Regions from separate parts of the Mus musculus genome. Here region 2 is linked to region 1. Evidence: chromatin loops called from intact Hi-C (ENCODE). Cell type or tissue: left cerebral cortex. All regions are shown on one strand. Links, peaks and the distances in the headings refer to the core of each region. The heading gives the core; the rest is flanking DNA.

Region 1 (5,381 bases), core at 258-5,257:
ACCCTTAAAGCCCACCCCCAGTGACACACCTCCCTCCAACAAGGCCACACCTCCTAATCCTTCCCAAACAGTTCCACCATAGGTGGGCGTATGGGAAGGGGGAATAAGCATTCAAACTTAATGAGGCTATAAGGGCCATTCTCATTCAAGACACCAGGAAGGATAGAAGGCAGGTGTGGTTGTCAAGGATATACCAAAAGGAACCCCCAGCAGGATGACAGGCCTCAAGGATGGAGGAGGTCTAGGGACCACTCCACGGACTGTAATCGCAAGAAAACACCCCTCTACACATTGCCTTCAGATAGCCAGTGACCTTAGAACTGGTTCATCTAATTGGAGAGGGGGAGTGGGTTCTAAAGAAAGCTAAAAATATTTGAGAAGCGCCCTAAACTTAAGCTCACAGTGAGTTGGAAGAACACATCACTTGTGTGAGTCTAGCTGGAGCCAGAGATAGATTTCAGGCATCCTCCTCTGCTTCTTTCAACCATATATTTTAAAACCGTCTCTCACTGAGCCTGGAGCTTGTTAGCTTGGTAACACGACCAATGAGCCCTAAACAAATGAATATTTGTTTTCAACCCTTAAGGTCAGAGCTCAGGCTTTGCAACTTTGACACACCACATGTGGAGGTCCTGGTGGTGAGGCCCTGTCTTTGCACATGGTACTCAAGTGTAAAAGCTGTAGAACCTTGCTGGGGCCATGGCACATTTCCACAACTCCGCGTTTGAGCTCCTCTGCTTGAAACATGCCGGCTCCCTTTCTTTTTATAGCAAACGGAGACAGCAACTGTCACACATGGCCTGGCAACTTCTCGTCTCCAAGCCAACATGTGAAAGGAGTCAGGGTAATGTGTTCTAAAAATATTGGTGCAGTGCTGAAAAATGCATATTTCCAACATGTTCTCCTTCAGATCCCTTTGCCTTGGCAGGCAGGCAGGCATTACCTCTGCATGCTTTCTGCGCTGTGCATACCAGGCCCATCCTTAGCCAGGGCGACTTTGCCATTGTTCATGCTCTTCATGAAAGTGGCACCAGTAGATAATCATAGAGAATTTTAAATATTATTTAGTGGTCCAGCCAACAAAACTATTGAGGCTGGGAGATGGCTAAGTAGGTAAAGAGCTACCCACACAAGCACTGAGTCCTGGTTTCTGATCTCAGCACCCGTGTAAAAGACAGGCATGCTGGCATATGCCTGTAACTCAACTCTGGGTATGACAGAGACAGATGGATCCTGGGGACCTGCTGGTCAGCTAGTCTAGCCAAACAACAAGACAGGCTCCAGGCTCGGTGAGAAACCCTGTCTCAAAAAAATAAGTGGACAGAGGTAGAGGAAGATACCCAAAGTCAATATGGTGAGTGCAGCCATCTATAAATGAGCACATGGATGCAGACATGTACACAATGATAAAAACATATACAAATTCCAAAAGCAAAACTACTGTATAGTCACTATTATATTGTCACATATATTTGTATATATATGCACATATATAAACATATGTGTATGTGTGTGTGTATGTACCTGTACAAGTACATATATGCATATATAAAACCTTTGGTCCCTCTTTTAAAAAATGTGAAGGGCAATGTGTAAGCAGACAGGCAAGTAATGGGGCAGGAAGATAGTCAAAGTGACAAGTAAAGATGCACCATGTGACATTAGGGAAGCGCTAATGCACAGCAGGAGCTTGTGGGAAGAGTGTTAAGAATCAGGGAAGACTTAATTGAAAAGACCAGGCTTTATGTAGGACTTCCTAGAGAGGGCTGCCATCAAGAAAGTGTTCCTTCCAGCAGAGGAAAGAGAGAGGACAGGTGTGAAGTGCCTTGAACCGCAGGCAGCACAGCATGCCTAGGACAGGGAGCATGCTCAAGGAACAGACTGCAGGGAAGATATGGGACATAGCTTCAATGAAACCCAGAGACATCTTTACATCTTACATTGGGAGCTTTGACTCAAGCATCTTGTTAGGTGGGAGACCAAGCCACCTCAACCCCCCCCCCCCCCAAATGGCATCATGATACCTGCACAGTATACAGATGGCCTTGATATCAGTAGAAGAATGAGTCCCTGAGACTTGACCCAGAGCAAAGAAACCAGACACATTAAATAGCCACTGGTCCAGGTGAGAACTGCCCAAGCCTGAGCTGGGACAGTTCCACTGATGAAGTTCTGAGGAAAGGCACAGATAGTGAAGCGGAACAACTGGTAACTCCGAGTTACTTGAGGTAGAAAAGCATTTGCTATGTGAGCAGATGATGAGATGGCGCCCCCTTGAGTATGAATGAGAGAACAGGCTTGAATGGGAAATACAAGGATGAGTTTTGCAAAAGGCAGAGGCTTTCAGATGAAAATTGAAGAGGTCATCTGTCTGTGAGTCTAAGAAGACAGGCCTGGGCTAGAGGAGTAAATTTAGGAGCCTGTCTTCTGGGTATAGGTGTCTGTGATGTCAGTGGGAAAAGAAGGAGCAAAAAGGGTCAAAAAGAGCTATCTTTGACAATCAGGTCTGGGTTTGAGGTCTGTGTCTACCCCTGCTCGCTAGGCAAGTAACCTAAAGAAAGTTGTGTAGCCACACTGAACCCCACTCTTCTCCGTGATTCAAAGGAGGTGAGAATACAACCTTAAGAGGCTTCTTAGAATTTGATTGTTAATTAAATAAATACAAAATTCTTACTGTGTGTTTGAACCTAGAAACACCAAGTGGACATCATTCATGCTTCCATCCTCATGTTAGGGTGGAGCATCCATTAGATGTGTATAACACAAACAGTATTACTGAAGATACAAGGAAGTACAGCACGGGATAATGGATGTCGGGGCTCTGGCACTATTTATATCTGAGTGGGTCCTCAAGTAGTTCCAGCAAGAGAACTGACATACATTGTCACTTTCCGTGACATTGTTCAGACAGACTCTGATTGGCAGTGGCTCAAGGAGAAAGTGGGAAGGATGAGTTTGTTGATAATGATCAAAGGTTGCTATTTCAACGTCGAGCTGTTATGAGAAATAATGATCTTGAAGGCTAGCTAGAGCAGACGGGTACTTGAGGAGAGGTTTGGGGATTCCTAGATGAGAGTCCTAGGCATAGTGGTACACCGAGGGATGGAGCAGGTGGGGAGAATACAGTAAAGGAAGAGGAAAGGAGACCTCTAGGGAGACTGGCAGATGCCAAGAACGAGCCCTTTGCTGAGATAGCATAGGAAGTGCGTGAAGATTAAATGGGATAATGCATTCTGAAGTGCAGGGAGCAGCATATGGTGGGTACTTAAGAAGCTGTTGACAGCAGAGTCACTATAGATAGTGTATTAGTCAGGGTTCTGCAGAGAGAGAACAAATGGAGAATGCACATCAATGTATAAGAAGGGATTCATTTATGATTCATTGAGTCACAAGATTAAGGTTATGGTAAACCCCACAACAGGTTTTTCTGAAAACCAGACACCCTAGGCTGACAGTTGTGTGTTTCAACCCAAGCCTGAAGGTCTCAGAACCAAGGAAACTGGCTATATAACTCTTATTCTATTGTTTCTTTAATATTTGTTTATTTATTTTGAGATAGGTTTCTCAGTGTAGTCCTGGCTGTCCTGGAACTTGCTCTGTAGACAAGGCTGGCCTCACACTCAGAGATCTGCTTGCCTCTGCCCTCCGTGTGCTGGGAGTAAGAACATGTGCCATTACCCCCTTGAAACTCTAATTCTAAAAGCCTCGGAGAGTAGGGCTACAGGTCCAAGTCCTGGAATCCTAAGGTCAAGGAACCTGGAGCTCTGATTTCTTAAGGGCACAGCAGGAATCTCTGTAAGCTCTCAGAAATGGAGGGCATTTTGCCTTTCAAATTCATCTTTTCTGGACCCTCTACTGATTATATGTTGCCCACCTGTACTAAAGGCAGGTCTTGTCCTCAGACTTGCATACCATCTCTCCGGGGTCATCTCACAGATACCCAAAAGCACAGTGAGGATAATTTCTAAGTATTCTTTACGTCAGTCAGGCTGATACCCAAACTGAGACACCAGAGATAAACACATGCATAAGCATTCACATATGTACCCCACAGAGAAGTAAGTCTCTCTTGGGACTCACCTAGGGGGAACTAAAAGTCCCTTCTGTCCCCTTGTTTTTTTTATCAAGAAAGTAAATTGTCTGCTGAGACAAAGGCAGAACTCTAAGGTCATGAGGATAAGAAGGATGGTTTTTATTGTTGTTGTTGTTTAAGATATTCCTTTTTATTGGATATTTTCTTTATTTACATTTCAAATGTTATCCCCTTTTCTGGTTTCTCTCTCTCCCAGAAACGCCCTATCACATCCTCCCTCTGCCTGCTTCTATGAGGGTATTCCTCCATCCACCTACCCACTCCTTGCCTTCAGTTCCCCTACACTGGAGCATCTATCGAGACTTCATAGGACCAAGGACCTCTACTTCTCCTCCCATTGATGCATGATAAAGCCAACCTCTGCTACATATGCAGTTGGAGCCATAGTCCCTGAGAGCTCTGGGGGGTCTGGTTGGCTGATATTGTCGTTCTTCCTGTGGGGTTGAAAACCCTTTCAGCTCCTTCAGTCCTTTCTCTAACTCCTCTATTGGGAGCCCCACACTCAGTACAATGGTTGCCTGTGAACATTCGCCTCCGCATTTGTAAGGCTCTGGAAGGGTCTCTCAGGAGACAGCCATATCAGGCTTCTTTCAGCATGTACTTCTTGGCATCCACAAGAGTGTCTGGGCTTGGTAACTATATATGGGATGAATCCCCAGGTGGGACAGTCTCTGGGTGGCCTTTCCTTCAGTCTCTGTTCAAAACTTTATCTCCATATTTGCTCCTGTGAGTATTTTGTTTTCCTCTAAGAAGGACTGAAGTACCCACACTTTGGTCTTCCTTCTTATTGAGCTTCATGTGGTCTTTGAATTATATCCTGGTTATTTGGAGCTTTGGGGCTAATATCCACTTATCACTGAGTGCATACCATGTGTGTTCTTTTGTGATTGGGTTACCTCACTCAGGATGATATTTTCTATTTCTATCCATTTGCCTAAGTATTTCAAGAATTCATCATTTTTAATAGCTGAGTAGTACTCCATTGTGTAAGTGTACCACATTTTCTATATCCATTCCTCTGTTGAAGGACATCTGGGTTCTTTCCAGCTCCTGGCTATTATAAATAAGGCTGCTATGAACATAGTAGAGTATGTGTCCTTGTTATATGTTGGAGCATCTTTTGTGCTTGTTCAACTGGAGGTCAACATATAGAAGAATGCAAATCAATCCATTCTTATCTCCTGTACAAAGCTCAAGTCCAGGTGGATCAAGGACCTCCACATAAAACCAGATTCACTGAAACTTATAGAGGAGAAAGGGGGAAGAGCCTCGAACACATGGGCACAGG
Region 2 (5,381 bases), core at 72-5,071, 820 kb before region 1:
GGGTTATAAACATGCATATGTAAAGCTCTGTTCCTGGCCCCGCCCACTTCAGCTGCACAGCCCCCAGTGCCTAGCATTTCTGGCTCCTTGTCTATTAAGCAGGGTTAATATTTATTTTTTTTAAAGGCTGTTGTGAAGACCGCAGAAGATAAGACACACGATGAACAGTCTTCATATCTTTTACCTGTCTGAGCTGTGTAGGGTGACTGTGTTCACTCACAGAACAATCACTGTATCATGGCGGAGTGCTGGCCTCCGTTCTGTGGACGAGTCTTGGCTTTCATAAAGCGCACATTGTCTCAGGGAGACAGAAAAGAAGAAAGCTGAAAAAGAAGCAGGCTCATTGCAGACATTGAGGGGATGCAAGGGCAGGCTGATCTGAGGAGAGTGTTTGGGTATGGGGCCTAGTGGGCTTCCGGATGGGTAGGGTGGTTGTACTGGAATGGGGATTCCAAGACTAAGCGCTTAAGCCTGCTAAAACCTGGAGAAGTGCCACCGGGGCAAAGAAACCAACAGGACAAAATATATTGTGGTGGGAGGAGGCCTGGCCAGTTCAGAGGAAGAGAGAAGGTCTTTGCAGCAGAGCTGGGGTGCGTGGGGAGAGGTGAGACCACATGTAAGGGTAGCGCCAAGCTGTTCCCAAACCTGGAGCTGAGGGTTTGGGGACCTGCGGTGACCCCACAGCTGTGTTGGATGCTAAGGAGTCACATGTTTAGACAGTCCCACAGAAAAGTCGAAGGCCTAAGATGACTCTATGCAAATGACTCACCAGCTTAGGACGCTGTATGGTCGCGGCGGCAGAATCCATGCTCCTTTTGATACCTGAGTTTTCAAACTCAGTTGATAACTTTTGATGCTGACTTTTCAGGGGTTGCTGAAAGCCAGCGTACTGGTCACTTTTCTCACTAAACACCAGACGAGAGCAATGTAAGGAAGAAGGAATTTGTGGATAAAACACGGCCGCAAGGGCATGAAGCCTATGGTTTCGTTGCATCCACAGAAAGAGAGAGCAGCGCGCCTGCGCTAGAAACCTGGAACGTCAATATGGGAACCAAGGAGGCAGCCAGTGTCTAACTTACTTCCAGGGTCCGAGAAGCTCTGCAGGATTCACTAGCCACACACCCCATTCCAAAGTAGCTGTGACTAAGAATGAAACGAAACCATCCCTTCCAGTTTGCATGTATTCTTTTCTTCTAGTGGCTACACAGTCTTTAGGATACAGACTTTAGAGTAGGCTTAACTAGGTAGGAGACCCAAAGAGGCTGCTGGGCAAGTTGGTGAAAATCTTTCTTATCCCAAGGGCAGAGGCTGCTGTCTGTTTTTTTTTTTTTTTTCCCCCATAGACTCAGGTGTGTGTGTATATGTGTGAGCCTCGGCGCCACCTATCTCTCCTTCCCAGCACTGGGGTTATAAACATGCATATGTAAAGCTCTGTTCCTGGCCCCGCCCACTTCAGTTGCACAGCCTCCAGTGCCTAGCATTTCCGTAAGTCTGGCTCCTTGTCTATTAAGCAGGGTTAATATTTATTTTTTTATAGGCTGTTGTGAAGACCGCAGAAGATAAGACACACGATGAACAGTCGTGTATTTGAGTCAAAAAGGTCATTTAGATCTACTGCTCTTGTGGGTCTCCAAGCTGCCTTACTGTTGGGGATACCTGGGGGAACTTGTGATAGTATTAATTAGTTTATTAATTAATAGCTTCTTGGTTTCTGCTCTGGGGAATTCTGACATTTGCATCTGGGTTTAAACGACCTTTGCCTGTATTTCTTTGTGCCCCCAGGATGTCTCAGCTAAGGGCTAGCTTCTAGCTTGCCCAGATTTGTAGGTCCTGGTGGCTATGAGGTACCTGGGAGCCAGGTGTGTGGTCTTTAGGGATCGATCTGGGCTAAGAAGGGCGAGGGGTACGCCTCTGGAAGGAACCCAGGAGAAGCTAGGCATAACACATACATCTGCAAGTCCAGTTTGCAGGGGCAGCACTAGTGACCTGGATAGGACAGGAAGATGTCTCCTTCTTCAGGAAGCTTCTACAAGTAAAGTCTTCTTGCAGGGCCAGGGCCTCCTTGAGAGCGCTGCTCTAGACAGGCAACCGACAGGTGGCAGCAGCGGCCCATAAGCAGCCAGGGTGCAGCCCCAGCAGGGAGGACCACAACACCAGGGCTCGGGTGGGCGCGGCTCCTCTTCTGGGCATGGGGCTAGGCTGACCCTGCAGGGAGAAGGGTTCCTGGGGGCGAAGACGGTCTCAGGTGCAACGTGAGGCAGTCCGATGCGTCTGGGAGGGGGCTGGCTTGGGAGCTGGAGTTAGATCAATCCGTGGGGCATGACACACCCTGGTTTAGTCCTTATGATTTGTGGGAAGCAAGTCATGGAGCTAGGTACCCCCAGGCTTAGCCAGGGTCCTTGGTACACTGCTGCCTCGGTGTGGTGTGAAGACTTGTTTGGTTTGTGTGTATGTGGGGTAGGGGGGGCAGGGGAGAAAGATTAAAAAGAAACCCCTGGAGATTAAAAAAAAAAAAAAAAAGAAAGAAAGAAAGAAAGAAAGAAAGAAATACTGCCCTTTCTTTAAGACTCCTTAGAGCTTAGATTTCTCAGGCTTAGTCAAACCATTCTAGGCAAGAGAAAGGTTAGTGTAGAAACTGCAGATGCTAATAGGATGGGCGGTCCTTTAATTGGTCCCTGCCAGGCAAACCCAAGACCAGCACATTGCCTGGGAGGGTCAGGATTCTTTTTATTAAAAAGCTGGTTGCCCTGGAGGAGCCTCCATCGGATCTGTGAAGGTTTAGGGGGGTTGGTGAGCTCTGAGGACAGGATGGTTAGTTTGGTGTCTTTGCTTTATTCTCATTTAGTTTGTGAAAAAGGCAGTCTCTGTTCTCATACTTCAATAAATTATGGACTTATTCTCTCTTCTCTCTCTCTTTTTGGATTAGGGAAATGGCATGGTAGGCTCCAATGAACTTTAAGCCAGAAATTGATTCTTCTCTGCCATTCATCATAGTAATTGGGAAAAATAATTTTCCTCAGACTCATTTGTAAAATTGGGAACAAATGTTACCTGGGAGGATGGTTCTTGTACTGTCTGCCTAAGTGCTCTCTGGTGTGTGACCATAGTTACTGTGGAGAGCTGTCCCTATAGCCTGAGTGAGATATGCTAGGGATGACACTGGACAAGATGAACATGGGTCATCATGAATCTGGCATCAGGTGGATCTGCCCATGGGTGTGGAAGGGCCCACACTGACCAGGATAATGCTGAGCCTTGGAATCAAGCTTCAGGAATCTTTACAGAGAAGGAATGGAAAGAACCGATAGGCGGCGTCTTAGTTAGGGTTTCCATTGCTGTGAAATCCTACCATGACCAAGGCAATTTTTTTTTTTTTTTGAGACAGGGTTTCTCTGTATAGCCCTGGCTGTCTTGGAACTCACTCTGTAGACCAGGCTGGCCTCGAACTCAGAAATCCGCCTGCCTCTGCCTCCCAAGTGCTGGGATTAAAGGTGTGCGCCACCACGCCCGGCACGACCAAGGCATCTCTTAGAAAGGACAACGCTTAATTGGGGCTAGCTTACAGGTTCAGAGGTTCAGTCCGTTATCATTAAGGCGTGAAGCATGGCAGTGCCCTAGAAGACATGGTTCTGGAGAAGGGGGCTCTACATCCTTCTACTGAGAGCTCTACATCTTGATCCAAAGACAGCCAGGAGAAGACTATCTTCCAGGCAGCGAGGAGGAGGGTCTCAAAGGCCACCTCCACAGTGACACAATTCCTCCAACAAGGACGCACCTACTCCCAAAAGGCCCCACTTCCTAACAGTGCCACTCTCTGGGTCAAGCACATTCAAGCCACCACAGGCAGCAAGGCCTAAATACCACTTGGAGATGGGTTCTTTGCAGACTTCTTCAAGGAACTTAATGTTCTGTTCATAACAAATATAAATATTCTTGTCTGTTGGGTGGGAGTACCTCACTGCAGAGGCCAAGTGTTACTTTAAAGACCAGCCCCTGCTCTCCTATGTAATGCATTCAAGGTTGTGGCCACGATGGTACATTGACTAGAGTCCAGCAATGGCACCTTACACTTATGCACAGGTAGTACTGAATGGACTAGTTAAAAAAACAAAGAAGAAGAGGGTGTGAATTTGGGAGGTGTAGGTGTGTGTGTGTGTGTGTGTGTGTGTGTGTGTGTGTACATTGGTGTGTCTGTGTCTGAGGGGAATGGGGTGAATATAATCTAAACACCTTGTATGCATGTCTAAAATTACTAAAGAATAAATAAAAAATTACATGTAGGCAGTTTCCAAACAGCGTTTCTTTTATTAAAGCATCAAGATGTTTGATAGTCTTTACCTTTCAGCCCTGTAGAATGAAGAAACCGTGTGGTTTCACTGTACTCTGTGTCTCCTGCCTTCATGAAGGTTATTGTGTTTAGGGTCTGAGTTTCTAGCTAATCACTTTTTTTGGTGTTATTTGGCTTTCCATTCTAGCGTGTTTTTGAAATTATTCTGTCTTGTAACCATGCTTTAACAATCACGTGACTGATCTCTACATTGAATGGATCCCGTGCCCATTGCTTATGCTTGCGCCTCTCTCTCTCTCTCTTTCTCTCTCTCTCTCTCCCTCCCTCCCTCCCTTCATTCCTTCCTTTTAAATTTCCTAATGTCAACTCATCACTTGAGAAGTTGGAGTGTAAATTAACAAAGTGATTTAAAGAAAACGTGAGTGACGGGCGTTCTGAATGTGGCTCCCTTTGAAACACTAGAGCCTATGGAGAGGACATTCTTGGGTCTGTGTCTTTTTCATGTCAGAGGTCACTAGCTTTATTGTTGGAGAAATGAACCAGGGCCAGTATGATTTTATTCCCTTATGTCTTTTTTTATTGTATTCTTCTTTCTTCTTCTGCTCTTCCTCCTCTTCCTTCTTCTCCTTCCCCTTCTCCTTCTCTCCCTTCTCCTCCTTCTTCTCTTCTCTCCTCCCTCTGTCTGTCTCTGTCAGGTCATGTTGTACATGAAATTGTTTATTACTGCTGCTGTTTAGAATGAAGAAACTTGCTGGAATATTTCTGGACATGACTCTTCCTTGACTCCTCTTTAACTTCTCTTCTTCTTCCTTCACACACCCCCCCCCCATTTTGAAGTGGGTGGCCTTTCTGTGTTGCCCAGGCTAGCCCCAAATGCCTGGGCTCAAACTATCCACTTTCCTTAGCCTCCTAAGTAGCTAGGCCTAACAGTGACACCTACCTCTTGTTTAATTATTGATATCTCTGTTCACAGCTTCCTGTAGTGTTGATTTCTGGAGTGTTCTCTTTTATTATACATTCAGTTGTGGCTCCTCTTTCCCATTCTGAGTTCTTCTTCAGAAACGTAATCCTTAGATTGAGTTTCTTTTTCTCT

Evidence for each region. Hi-C counts contacts between places; a loop is a spot of excess contacts. Peaks named below come from ENCODE experiments on the same cell type or tissue, not always from the same donor. Only the 100,000 strongest peaks of a DNase experiment are listed, where the experiment ranks them.
Region 2: it touches region 1 in a loop (4-fold over the local background); 10 of 42 quality-filtered maps call a loop at or near these places.

The regions. Positions count from the first base shown.
Region 1 is chr9:49,614,292-49,619,672 of GRCm38, reverse strand. The region is part of intron 1 of Ncam1 (neural cell adhesion molecule 1); the gene reads left to right. Among named protein-coding and RNA genes, the nearest start is that of Gm11149, 99 kb to the right of the region's middle. In left cerebral cortex, for the core only: a CTCF peak has its summit at 2,283 (motif pointing left); DNase peaks (open chromatin) are centred at 502, 794, 2,260 and 3,214; H3K27ac peaks cover 1,838 bases.
Region 2 is chr9:50,434,998-50,440,378 of GRCm38, reverse strand. No RefSeq gene overlaps it. Among named protein-coding and RNA genes, the nearest start is that of Gm38579, 45 kb to the right of the region's middle. In left cerebral cortex, for the core only: a CTCF peak has its summit at 2,090 (motif pointing right); a DNase peak (open chromatin) is centred at 2,096; H3K4me3 peaks cover 341 bases.